Regions from separate parts of the Homo sapiens genome. Here region 2 is linked to region 1. The links are chromatin contacts, found by Hi-C or POLR2A ChIA-PET in ENCODE. All regions are on one chromosome and are shown on one strand. The core of a region is the stretch at or near the end of the contact, and the rest is flanking DNA. Distances in the headings are between cores, read along the strand shown.

Region 1 (6,360 bases), core at 2,942-5,441:
TATATTACATTAAAAACAATATATATATATATTTTTTTTTTTTTTTTGAGATGGAGTCTTGCTGTCACCCAGGCTGCAGTGCAGTGGCACAATCTCAGCTCGCTGCAGCCTCTGCCTCCTGGGTTCCAGTGATTCTCCTGCCTCAGTCTCCTGGGTAGCTGGGATTACAGGCACACACCACCATGCCTGGCTAATTTTTGCATTTTTAGTAGAGACGGGGTTTCGCCATGTTGGCCAGGCTGGTCTCGAACTCCTGACCTCAGGCAATCCGCCCGCCTTGGCCTCCCAAAGTGCTGGGATTACAGGCGTGAGCCACCACGCCCGGCTTTTTTTTTTTTTTTTCTTTTTTTGAGACAGAGTCTCGCACTGTCGCCCAGGCTGGAGTGCAATGGCGCAATCTTGGCTCACTGCAACCTCCACCTACTGGGTTCATGTGATTCTCCTGCTTCAGTAATTAAGTAGCTTGGATTACAGGCACATACCACCACACCTGGCTAATTTTTTGTATTTTTAGTAGAGTCGGGGTTTCACTATGCTGGCCAGACTGATCTGGAACTCCTGACCTCATGATCAGCCCGCCTCAGGATCCCAAAGTGCAGGGATTACAGGCGTGGGCCACCATCTTTTTACATTTCGAGCATGAGGGTGGTGGTTGTTTTCAAGTCAGCTTAGTGCTCCATCTTAATTGGAAGTCTGCTATTGTTTGCTTGTTTTTTTGTTTTGGTTTATTTTTCAGTCAATTCAGCTGTCTTTTTATGTATTTTGCTTCTATTTCTCAGGGGTCATGTCTTCTGGCTAGCTATTCAGAATGCCAATTAGAAAATACATATTTTTTTTGAGCCAGAGTCTTGCTCTGTTGCCCAGGCTGGAGTGCAGTGGCATGATCATAGCTCACTGCAGCTTTGAACTCCCAGGCTCAAGGGATCCTCCCACCTCAGTCTCCTGAGTAGCTGGGACTATAGATGTGTACCACTGCATCTGGCTAATTAATTATTATTTTTTTTTTTTAGGAGAGATATGGTCTTGCTATGTTGCCCAGGCTGGTCTTGAACTCCTGGCCTCAAGCAGTCCTCTTGCCTTGGCCTCCCAAAGTGCTAGGACCACAGGCATGAGCCGCTGCACCTGGCCCAATTAGAAATTTTTTAATAATTTCAATTGTTGCCAGTAGTGAGTCATCTTCAGGGATGAACTCTTCCTTTGAGTCTTCAGGGTGCTGTTTCTTTTTCTTGTTCTGTGATGTTTGTCATAGTTTCCAGAATTATTTGTCCTTCAGTGAGTAAATTAGACCTAGCTTTTGCTAAGGAACTGTGTGTCTGTGTGTGTGTGTGTGTGTGTGTGTGTGTGTTTTGGTTCAACCCTCTGTTCATTTGGACACCTGGACTCCTACATCTGGACAGCAGGTAGGTGAGCACAGACCAACTGGAGAATCTGGTAAGTATTCATCTAAGTGAAGCTCAGTGGAACTGAGGAAGTATTGCCTTCTACCTTTACTGCTTGCTCTTCTGAAAAACTATGAAAACTACAAGCCACCGCAGGCTTGACCAGAAATGCTTCAGTTTCAAAGGCATTTGCATTTGCTGTCGCCTTTGACCAAGCCACTCTTCCTCCAGAGAGTGTCAACGCTCATTCTCTCATCTCTTAAGATTTTGCCCAAACATCATCTTTTGTCAGCACCTTCCCTAAAAATTCTTTTTATATTTCTAATCCCTTCTATTTCAACCCTCTTCATTTCCTTTCTCTTCCTTTCCTCTCCTTTTTCCCCGTCACACTTACCACCTCTCAACATACTCTATTATGTACTTACTTATTCTTTGTTTTGTTTACTGATGCAACACCAGTGCCTAAAACAATGCCCAGCACAGTGCTGATGTTCAATAAACATTTATTGATAAATTGAATAAATAAGTGCTTTGCCACTAGGGTTCTTCTTTCTCCTACCCTCCCCTACAGAATTTGTGTATGGGGGCTTCATCTTTTGGAATATGCGATACAGGATAATTTTCCTTTAGTTCCTGCTGTCTACATAGGAGTTCTAATCCAGGATAAACATAGAGTGTTACTGATGATGGGGTGGAAAGAGTATCTAAGAACAGTTTAGTGTCTGACCTGAATGAACGAAGTCACCTCCAGATCCACCAGTAAGATGCAATTTTGAACCATAACTTGGCCTTTGATATTTTAAAACTCTTGATACATATCATCAAATTATATTCAGAAAAGTTATGCCAACATGCCAATTTCTCTTTTCTCTGCAGTCTCATTATTAATTAATTAATTAATTATTATTTTTTTGAGACAAGGTCTCACTATGTTGACTAGGCTGGTCTCAAGCTCCGAGCCTCAAGCAGTCCTCCTGCCTTAGCCTCCTGAGTAGTTGGGATTTGTGAGCCACCAGACTTGGCCATTGTCAATTGAAACTAAAGAGTAGCTACCATGCATAGTGAATGCTCTCCTAAGGGTAAACGGTCAGTGTTTCTTCTCAAAAGTTATCCTAAAAAGGAAAGAATGCTGAATGGTCTTTGAATCAATTATCTATTGCCACAAAAAAGTACAGTGATCACAAAATATCACTGGTGTTTAACCATGCACTTTTAGTGTTGATGTCTCCGGGGTCAGCTGGAGGTTGGCCGGGTGGCTCTAATGATCCTGGCTGGGTTTGCTCAAGTACCTGGTGGTCAGCTGGCTGTTGGTTGATCTAGCCTGGCTCGGTTTGGCCCCTGACATCTCTCATTCTCCTCTTATTCCAGGCCTGCTCTCATGGTGATAGCACAGCAACAAGAGAGAGAGGTCAAGCTCAGCCGTGCAAGTACTTTACATGCCTCTGCTTGTGTTATGCTGGGTGGGTGGTTCAGGGAATGACTCAGAATGACCAACCACAGATGGAGGTGACTGCAAAGTTACAGGGTAAAGGATGTGACTTCAGGGGGGCTGAAGAATTGAGGCCCTTTTATGTGATCCACCACAATCTTAGAAGAGAGTTATTTCCCGTTGTCGTTTAATTTTTCCTACTGAAAGAATAAGGTTGGAAAAAGGGAAGAAGCTCTTTTTATGAGTGAATATAAAATTCTGGACAGGATAAAAGCCAGGACCCCATTTTTATTACATTTAAAAAGTAATAGGGATTATGTAACAACTGTGTAAGAAAAACAGAAAACTCTATAGGATGTACTCTTTGGAATAAAATGGAAAGAAATACAAGTTCTTGGGCATATATAACTTGCCCAATTATTTGAACAAATTAATTCTAATCTGAATAAGTTTTAATGCTAATTCAATCAGAAGTTCCAGACATTAAAAAGAAATCTCTTTGTAGCTGTATTCTCCCAGCTTTTAAAGATATGAAGGTTCTTAGGCTGATTGAATCACCTCTGCTCATTTCTTTGTTTACTGTTTCAGAAAAAAATATTTCCCTCTTTCTGGTATAATACATTTAAATTATTTTTCCCATTTTTATACATGCTCAAATTCTGTCTCCGAGTTCATTCCTGCCCATGCTTCCTCACCAGCAGAGACAATTGCTCCTGTTGCCTTTTCCTGTAGCACGTTGCTTATTATTTTTTAATGGCGTCATATTGTACTCAGGAGCCAGGTTTGGCGAGCTGGGTTGGGGAGACTACTCACACTGGAATCGGGCCAAATCTCAACTGGAGGAGAATAATGCATTATTATATTGTTAGATCATGAGCTCCCTGAGGGCAAAGACTGCCACTGGCCCCTGTGTCTGGCACAAGACCCAACACGTAACAAGTATTCAATAAGTGGTTACTTGAATGAGGTGGTGTGTGGTTGAGTGCTTGGGCCCTGGAGCTGGCTCCTTGTTCTCAAATCTTGGCTATGTCGTTTACTAACTGTGTGTCTTTGGGCAAGTTAGTTCACTTCTTTGTACTTTTTTTCTTTTTCAGCTTAAAAGAGGGATATAAAGGTAGCTATTTCATAAGATGATACATAAAAGGCATGTCAGAATTTATGATTGTTACTATTACTGCTGGAGGCTCTTAAGGTGGCAGGAAGGAGGATGTTACAGATTGAATCATGTCCTCCAAAGAAGATATACTGGAGCTCTAACTCCACCCAGTACCTCAAATATGATTCTATTTCCTTATTTGGAGGTAAGGTCTTTACAGAACTAATCAAGTTAAAGTGAGGTCATTAGCGTTAGCCCTAATCCAATATGATGTTGTCCTCATAAAAAGGAAAAGTGTAGACACACACACACACACACACACACACACACACACACACACAGTCATACAAAGATGAAGGCAGAGATCTACAAGCCAAGGAATGCCAAATACTGCAAGAAAACCACTGGAAACTAGGAGAGCGGGGTGGAATAGATGCTTTCCCACAACCCTGAGAAGGAACCAGCCCCCGACACCTTCATAGCAAACTGCTAGCCTTCTTTAAGCCACCCAACTTGGGGTTCTTTGTTCTGGCAGCCCTAGCAAACTTGCACAGAGGGGCCGTGGGAACCAGCAGCCCACATCCTTCTTTGGTGACTGCACACTGACCTTGGATTCCTGGCATCCAGTTGTACTCTTTCAGGTTCCATCTCTTCTGCATACCTCATGCTCCTGGCACATTTTTGAATGGTTATGCCAGGTCCAGAGCCCAGGACCCCACAGGATATTTTGTGATAAGGCGGTAGCCTTCAAGGTAAAACTCAGTGGCCTTGACATCAACTATTCTGTTCTCAGATCTCCAAGGTAAACCTGTTGGACAAAAGTGTCTAAGCCTATTCCCAGCCATAAATGTGATATGTAATTCCTGCAGCACTGATAAAGGTTGGCCTGATCCTCCATAACTCCCTTCACTTATTCTGTTAGAGAGCCATCCTCTATAAACACATCTAAACCATGTCTGGAGTACAAGCTATGTGTGTCACTTTTCCCTTTACAGTATATAATTAGTGAGCTGTCAGCACATTAATTGGAAAAGTATGGCCATAGAAATCAGGAGACCTGGCCGAGTGCGGTGTCTCAACCTGTAATCCCAGCACTTTGGGAAGCCAAGGCAGGTGGATCACTCGAGGCCAGGAGTTTGAGACCAGCCTGACCAACATGGTGAAACCCCATTTCTACTAAAAATACAAAAATTAGCTGGGCATGGTGGTGCACACCTGTAATTCCAGATACTTGGGAGGCTGAGACAGGAGAATTGCTTGAAACCGGGAGGTGGAGGCTGCAGTGAGCCGAGATCACGCCATTGCACTCTGGCCTGGGCAACAACAGTGAAACTCAGTCTCAAAATAAATAAATAAATAAAAATAAAAAAGAAATCAGGAGACCTGAAGTCCAATCTTGATTTCAGAGTAAGATTAAAGCAGAATACTATAATCTATGCCTCACTATAAATGATGATCTAGTCCAGATTTTCTCTTTATGACTTAGAAGAAAAGTGATTTTCAGTTAGAATAAATCTGAAGTCAGCCCAGCACGTGTGGAAAAATGCAATATTGGCCGGGCATGGTGGCTCATGTCTGTAATTCCAGTACTTTGGGAGGCCAAGGTGGGTGGATCACCTAAGGTCGGGAGTTCGAGACTAGCCTGACCAACATAGAGAAAACCTGTCTCTACTAAAAATACAAAATTAGCCGAGCGTGGTGGCGCATGCCTGTAATCCCAGCTACTCAGGAGGCTGAGGCAGGAGAATTGCTTGAACCCGGGAGGCAGAGGTTGCAGTGAGCCAAGATTGCACCATTGCACTCCAGCCTGGCCAACAAGAGCAAAGCTCTGTCTCAAAATAATAATAATAATAATAATAATAATAATAATAATAATAATAATAATAAAAGAAAAATGCCATATCAAGATGACTCTCTGTCTCCAAATCAGTCCGTCAGGTTTTTCCTTCTCCCAGTCCTCCCCACACTTTTTTCTAATAATAGAATATTTTCTCTTTAAAGAATAAATCAGCTTCCAACCACCCAGTAAGAGCCACATGGTTTGTCTTTTAGAGGCTTGGAAGGAGATCATGCTGTTTCCATCTTGGGAGTTTGTGATACGAGCCATAGGACACAATATGTTTGCCTAGTGGTGACCGTTGTCCTGGGATGACACTGGGTGTTAGGCAGTAGCCTGAAGCTTTCATAGAAGCATCTCCATAGCTAGGAATTTATATAAACCAGTGCACAACTGGTTTACATAAAGGGCACTAAAAAAAATGCTGCCCGTGTGGTTTGTGTAGGGTTCTTACAGCCATACACAAGGAACTTGTTACAAAAGCTCTCCTCTCTATTCATGGATATGTGAGCACATATTATGCTTTTTTGGGACTTTAAAAAAATCAGAGCAGCTGGTAACCTTCTGTGTTGTTTTATTGCTTACATCCAGCGAGAGAGTAAGGCAGGATACAGATTGT
Region 2 (6,733 bases), core at 2,497-4,996, 270 kb before region 1:
CCTGAACCACCATGCCTTAGCCTTATTTTTCATTTTTTAGACAGTCTCAATCTGTCAGGCTGGAGTGCAGTGGCACGATCATAGCTCACTGCAGCCTTTAACGTCTGGGCTGAAGGATCCTCCCGTTTCATCTTCCTGAGTAGCTGGGACTACAGGCATGCACCACCAAGCCTGGCTAATTTTTAATTTTATTGTAGAGAAGATGTCTATGTTGCCCAGGCTGGTCTTCAGCTCCTGGATGCAAGCGTTCCTCACGCAAGCGAACCCAGCCCACATGGTTGTTTAAAAAAGTAATTACTGAGGTCAGGAGTTCAAGACCAGCCTGGCCAACATGGTAAAACCCCGTCTCTACTAAAAATACAAAAATTAGCCGAGTGTAGGGGCAGGTGCCTGTAATCCCAGCTACTCCGGAGGCTGAGGCAGGAGAATCGCTTAAACCCAGGAGGCGGAAGTTGCAGTGAGCTGAGATTGAGCCACTGCACTCCAGCCTGGGCGACAGAACAAGACTCCGTCTCAAAAAAAAAAAAAGTAATTACTTTTTGAGGCTGGGCGTGGTGGCTCACGCCTGTAATCCCAGCACTTTGAGAGGCCCAGGCAGGAGGATCACTTGAACCCAGGAGTTCGAGATCAGCCTAGCCAACATGGTGAAACCCCGTCTCTACCAAAAAATACAAAAATAGCAGGGCATGGTGATGTGTACCTATAATCCCAGCTACTCGGGAGGCGGAGGCAAGAGAATCTCATGAACTTGAGAGGTGGAGGTTGCAGTGAAATTGCACCTTTGCATTGCAGCCTGGGCGACAGAGGGAGACTGTCTTAAATAAATAAATAAATAAAAGTAATTACTTTTTGATAATTTCATTCTTATGGAAAACTTGCAATAGCAATACAAATCCCTGTCCTTTCTATCAAAGTCTCCAGTGGTTATTGCTGTACCAGATTTGTAATTTCACACAAAATACTTGTTTTTTTACCCAAAGCAGGGACACTCTCCCAGGTAACAATCACTCTCCCCTTTATCAGGAAATCGACAAGAATTACAAAAATGACCTGGGCGTGGTGGCACACGCCTGTGATCCCAGCTACTCAGGAGGCTGAGGCAGGAGAATCACTGGAACCTGGGAGGTGGAGGTTGCAGTGAGCAGAGATGGACCCAGTGCACTTTAGCCTGGGGGACAGAGTGAGACTCAGTCTCAGAAAAAAAAAAAAAGAAAGAAAGAAAAAGAAAAGAAAAAGAAATTAACACAGTGTCCACATGGCAATCCAGTCCTCAGACCTACTTTGCTTCACCACCTGCTCCAGTGTGGGTGGGAAAAAGATTATCTGCATTTAAAAATTTTTTTCTAACTCCTTGAGTGGCAGATAAAGCAATTTTTATGCCAGACACTGATACTTACATTATGGCTCTGAGCTCAAGATTTTAACCTGTCTGATCTGAGAGCCTAACTTTTCTAAACATTTATGTAATTCTTCTAGACTATTAGTCTTTCAATTACCTGTTTTGTCACCATACACAGTTGTTAGGCAGGCAAACCTAAATTTACATTTCCGAAAGGGACAGTTCAGGTGTCTAGGTTGTTTATCATGGAGCTGTTATTTGTAAAGTCATTAATTTGAAATGGCTTTAAGTCTTTTTTTAAAAAATCTTGGCTCAAATGTCATAAGCAGTGATTTTTATCTCAACACCAGCAGAAAAGTCAGCAGATTGAAAGTAGGCAGGAAAAAAATAAAATAGAGAGATAGAGAACTTCGAAGATTTTGCTTGTTAACCGCATAGTTGGTTGTAGTTTTCTTAGTGACCATCTGAGCTCTGAACTTTCCTTGATAGAATTTGCCCATCTGTTTCAAAATGTGCATGAGAATGAGCCATAATATAGTCAGCTGGAATCCTCAAAGGAAGGTTGTTTTGGCATGGCTTTAGAGTTTAGGATCTCATTCCATTTCTTTTTCTTTATTTTTATTTTTTTGTTTTTGTTTTTTTGAGACACAGTCTCACTCTGTTGCCCAGGCTGGAGTGCAGTGGTTTGACCTTGGCTCACTGCAACATCTTCTGGCTGGATTCAGGCTATTCTCCTTTCTCAGCCTCCTGAGTAGCTGGGAGTACAGGCGCCTGCCACCACGCCTGGCTAATTTTTGTATCTTTAGCAGAGATGGGATTTCACCATGTTGGCCAGGCTGGTCTTGAACTCCTGACCTCAAATGATCTGCCTACCTCAGCCTCCCAAAGTGCTGGGATTGCAGGCATGAGCCACTGTGCCCGGCTTCATTCCATTTCTTATTAATCTCTTGAGAGCAAAGAAATTCCCATAAATCTTTTCAGGGAATGTCAGGAGTTTGGACCAATATTTTACATCAATTTCAGTATGGTAACCACGTTCCTTCACCAAAGTAATACTTTTCACAACACACTGCATAAGTAACATTTGTGGAAACGTCTTTTTAAAATAGTATATAAATAACATTTCAGAAGCCTGTTTAACATGACTACAAACACTTCACTACATTCATTACTTCCTTACATGGAAGTTACACGGTTCACAACAAACTTTGTAAGTAGCATTTAAAAATTTTCTTCTACTTCTTTCCTATCTGGATGTCTGTCATGCTTTTTCTTGCTTGATTGTTGTGGCTAGGACTTCCAGTACTATATTGAATAGACATGGTGAGAGTTGGCATCTTTGTCTTGTTCCTGATCTTAGAGGAAAAAATATTTTCACAGTTAAATATGTTAGCTGTGGGCTTGTCAGAGATAGTCTTTGTCGTGCTGAGAAACATTACTCTTTTTTCAACATTCCTCTTTTGTTTTGGAGACAGGGTCTTGCTCTGTCACCCAGGCTGGAGTGCAGTGGTGCGATCTTGGCTCACTGCAACTTCTGCCTCCTCAGTTCAAGTGATTCTCCTGCCTCAGCCTCCCAAGTAGCTGGGATTACAAGTGTGTGCCACTGCACCCGGCTAATTTTTGTATTTTTAGTAGAAATGGGGTTTCACCATGTTGGCCGTGTTTTACCATGTTGGCCATCTTGAACTCCTGACCTCAGGTGACCCGCCCACCTGGGCCTCCCAAACTGCTGGGATTACAGGCATGAGCCACTGTGCCCGGCCTCAAAAGATTTTTAAATTTCTTCTTTGAGGCTGGGCACAGTGGCACACACCGGTAATCCCAGCACTTTGGGAGGCCAAGGCAGGCAGATTGCTTAAGCCCAGAAGTTTGAGACCAGCCTGGGCAACATGGTGAAACCCCTTCTCTACAAAAAATACAAAAAGCCAGATGTGGTGGTATGAGCCTGTAGTCCCAAGCTACTGGGGAGGCTGAGGTGGGGGGATCACTTGGACCCAGGAGGTTGAGGTTGTGGTGAGCTATTGAGCGACTAAGTGGCTAAGTTGGCTGGACTTCCTGGGTCAATAGGGACTTCCCTAAGGGGACTTTTCCCTAAGCCAAAATGAGTCATAGCTGCAAGCTAAGGGATTGAAACTTCAACCAATCAAAGGGGACTTTCTCCTAAGCCAAAATGAGTCATAGCTGCAAGCTAAGGGATTGAAACTTCAACCAATCATATAGGGAGTTTAAGCTCTAGCTGCAGCGTGATGTTTTTAACCAATCAGGCCCACCAACCCACAAGCGGATAGAAAATAAGCTAATCCTATAGGACAGGAAAAGGAAAAGGAAAAGGGAAGGAGTCATAAGGGCATATAAGCATAAGACACTCAAGCCAGGGCAACCCTTCCAGGTCCCCTTCCACCACGTGGAAGCTTTACTTTCACTTTTGCTTTACATTCACTTTCGCTTTAATAAATCTTGCTGCCACACACTCTTTGGGTCCACACGTTTCTCTAATTGAGCTGTAACACTTGCCACTGTGGTCCACAGCTTCATTCCTTGAAGCCCATGAGACCACAAACTCTTCGATCAAGAAAAACCTTTGATCGGAAGAAGACTTCTCATCTCACTATCATGTCACTGCACTCCAGTATGAGTGACGGAGTGAGACCCCATCTCAAAAAAAAAAATAATTCTTTGACCCATTGGTTGTATAGGAGCATGTTGTTTAAATTCTACATATTTGTGAATTTTCTGAAATTACTCCTATTATTGATTTCTAGTTTTATACCATTGTGATCAGAAAAGATACTTGTTATGATTTCAGTTTTCTTAATTTGTTATGACTTATTTTGTGACCTGATATATACTCTATCTTGGAGAATGTTCCATGTGCACTTGAGAAGATTGTGTATTCTGAATGACATGGTTTGCAGCTGTCCATAAGATCTGAAACATTATTTAAACATGTGTCTTCAGACGCTTCACTACATACATTACTTCCATTCACTAAAATAACACTGTTCATAACATATTGTAGCTCTGTCACCCAGGCCGGAGTGTAGTGGTATGATCACAGCTCACTGCAGCCTAGAACTGCTGGACTCAAGTGATCCTTCCACTTCAGCCTCCCAGAGTTCTGGAACTATGCCACCACACTCTGCTAATTTTAAATTTTTTGTAGAGAGTATCGTTATGTTGCCTAGGCTGGTCTTGAACTCCTGGACTCAAGCAATTCTCCTGCCTCGGCCTCCCAAAGTGCTGGGATTACAGGCATGAGCCACCATGCTTGACCACTAAGTAGCTTTCAAAGAAGCATCTTTCAAACAAGTATGTTTGTCATTTATTATATGCATGAGTGTGGCAAACCACTTTCATCCACTGAGTTAACACTGTTAACAACATAGTGTGTAAGTTACATTCTTTAGAAACATCATTTTTAATTAATTAGTTAATTAATTAATTTTGTAGAGTCTCATTATGTTGTCCAGGCTGGTCTGGAACAAAAATTAGCATAGTGGCATGCACCTGTAATCCCAGCTACACGGGAGGCTGAGGCAGGAGAATTGCTTGAACCCAGGAGATGGAGGTTGCAGTGAGCCAAGATCGTGCCATTGCACTCCAGCCTGGGCGATAGAGTGAGACTCTGTCTGAAAAAAAAAAAAAGTTGATTCAGGTCACAGTTAATGCAAATGTTTCAAAACTGGGTTTCTGATATTTGTAAATGTCTTTGTTTATTACATAAGAGTGTATTACCATTAAAGTTGGTATTGTATTGCTTTCAAAATGAGAAGGTAGGCTGGGCACAATGCCTCACACCTGTGATCCCAGCACTTTGGTAAACCAAGACAGGAGGATCACTTGAACCCAGGAGTTAAAGACCAGCCTGGGCAACATAATGAGACCCTGTCTCTACCAAAAAAAAAAAAAATGGTGTGGTGGCATATGCCTGTAGTCTCAGCTACTCAGGAGGCTGAGATGGGAGGACTGCTCGTGCCTGGATGGTTGAGGCCGCAGTGAGCCACACGCCACTACCCTCCAGCCTGGGCAAAAGAAGTGAGACTGTCTCAACTGTCTCAGAAAAAAAAAAGAAAAAAAAGAAATATGGTCTGTAAAACTCTTAGCACCTTGCCTGGAACATAAAGCTTGCTTAATAAATGGTAGTTAATATAATTTCTAGAAGTCAGCAAAAGAGACTGTAACTGCCCAAGGGGTTCACCTTACCCACTGCCTAGACAAGAGCCAATTCATCAAGACAGGGAATTATAATAGAGAAAGAGTAATTCACACAGGCCCGGCCATGGGGGAGACTGGAGTTTTATTATTACTCAAATCAGTCTCCCCCAGCATTCGCCCACCTTGGCCTCCCAAAGTGCTAGGATTACAGGCATGAGCCACTGCACCTGGCCTGGGGAGCAGAGTTTTTAAGGATAACTTGGTGGGTGGGGGGAAGCCAGTGAGCCAGGAGTGCTGATTGGTCAGGGATGAAATCATAGGGAGTCAAAGCTGTCTGCTTGTGATGAGTCAGTTCCTGGGTCGGGGGCCACAAGATCAGGTGAGCCAGTTTATTGATCTGAGTGATGCCAGCTGATCCATCAAGTACAGGGTCTGCAAAATATCTCAAGCCCTGATCTTAGGAGCAGTTTAGGGAGGGTCAGAATTTTGTAGCCTCCAGCTTCATGACTCCTAAACCATAATTTCTAATCTTGTGGCTAATGTTAGTCCTACGAAGGCAATCTAGTCCCCAGGGAAGAAGGAGGTCTGCTTTGGGAAAGGGCTGTTACCATCTTTGTTTAAACTATAAACTAAGTTTCTCCCAAAGTTAGTTCAGCCTATGCCCAGGAATGAACAAGGACAACTTGGAGGTTAGAAGCAAGATGGAGTCAGTTAAGTTAGATCCCTTTCACTGTCTCAGCCATACTTTTGCAAAGGTAGTTTCAATCCCTCCCTTTGGGTTTTATAATACCTCAATCTTAAGGTGTAGGCTATGAAGATGGGAAAAGGCTGTTGATCACTTTGGCTTCTTCCTGCTGAAAGGGGACATAGTGGGAATGAGAGTGAACCCCAAGGTGGGAAGAGTGGAACTGCTTTGCAATTGTCTGAGCATACTCATGCAGGCATGGTTGAGCTTCCAAGGCTTGCAAGGTAAAAACATTAGTATTCTCATCTATAGTTTTAGTACAGTATTTATGTGAACAGCATACTATAAGGTAAATAATGAGTCCTAGGATGAGGAGTACAATTCCCAAGTTTAAAAGCAAAGATTTGAAAGCATTAGTTTGGAGACTTCTAACCCATAAAGAATTTAGAATTTAGTCTAAACTGCAGAAAAAACCTCAAGAACAGCTAACAACAGTGTACTATAGTTTTTCTTTTGAAGCACAATTTTTCTCTCTCCAGTGCCCATTTTTATTA

What was found. Hi-C counts contacts between places; a loop is a spot of excess contacts on that map. ChIA-PET counts read pairs that join two places held with the same protein, here RNA polymerase II (POLR2A). Pooled maps may share reads with other maps.
Region 2: a map of transverse colon shows a loop between it and region 1 (6-fold over the local background). The contact joins two enhancer-like sites. A Hi-C loop is called at or near these places in 9 of 168 maps with a recorded cell type or tissue (CD14-positive monocyte, body of pancreas, colonic mucosa and 6 more), 1 of 37 single-sample maps with no recorded cell type and 10 of 50 pooled maps. POLR2A ChIA-PET finds 5 or more read pairs at or near these places in 2 of 52 experiments (A673 and activated T-cell).

The regions. Positions count from the first base shown.
Region 1 is chr7:43,566,047-43,572,406 of GRCh38, reverse strand. No RefSeq gene overlaps it. Among named protein-coding and RNA genes, the nearest start is that of STK17A, 14 kb to the left of the region's middle. Within about 2 kb of position 4,191, at least 3 of the 41 ENCODE cell types and tissues checked have a DNase peak (open chromatin) inside an H3K27ac peak, as active enhancers do.
Region 2 is chr7:43,831,689-43,838,421 of GRCh38, reverse strand. No RefSeq gene overlaps it. Among named protein-coding and RNA genes, the nearest start is that of MRPS24, 34 kb to the left of the region's middle. RefSeq lists enhancers at 3,237-3,606, 3,518-3,812, 3,737-3,856. Within about 2 kb of position 3,746, at least 6 of the 41 ENCODE cell types and tissues checked have a DNase peak (open chromatin) inside an H3K27ac peak, as active enhancers do.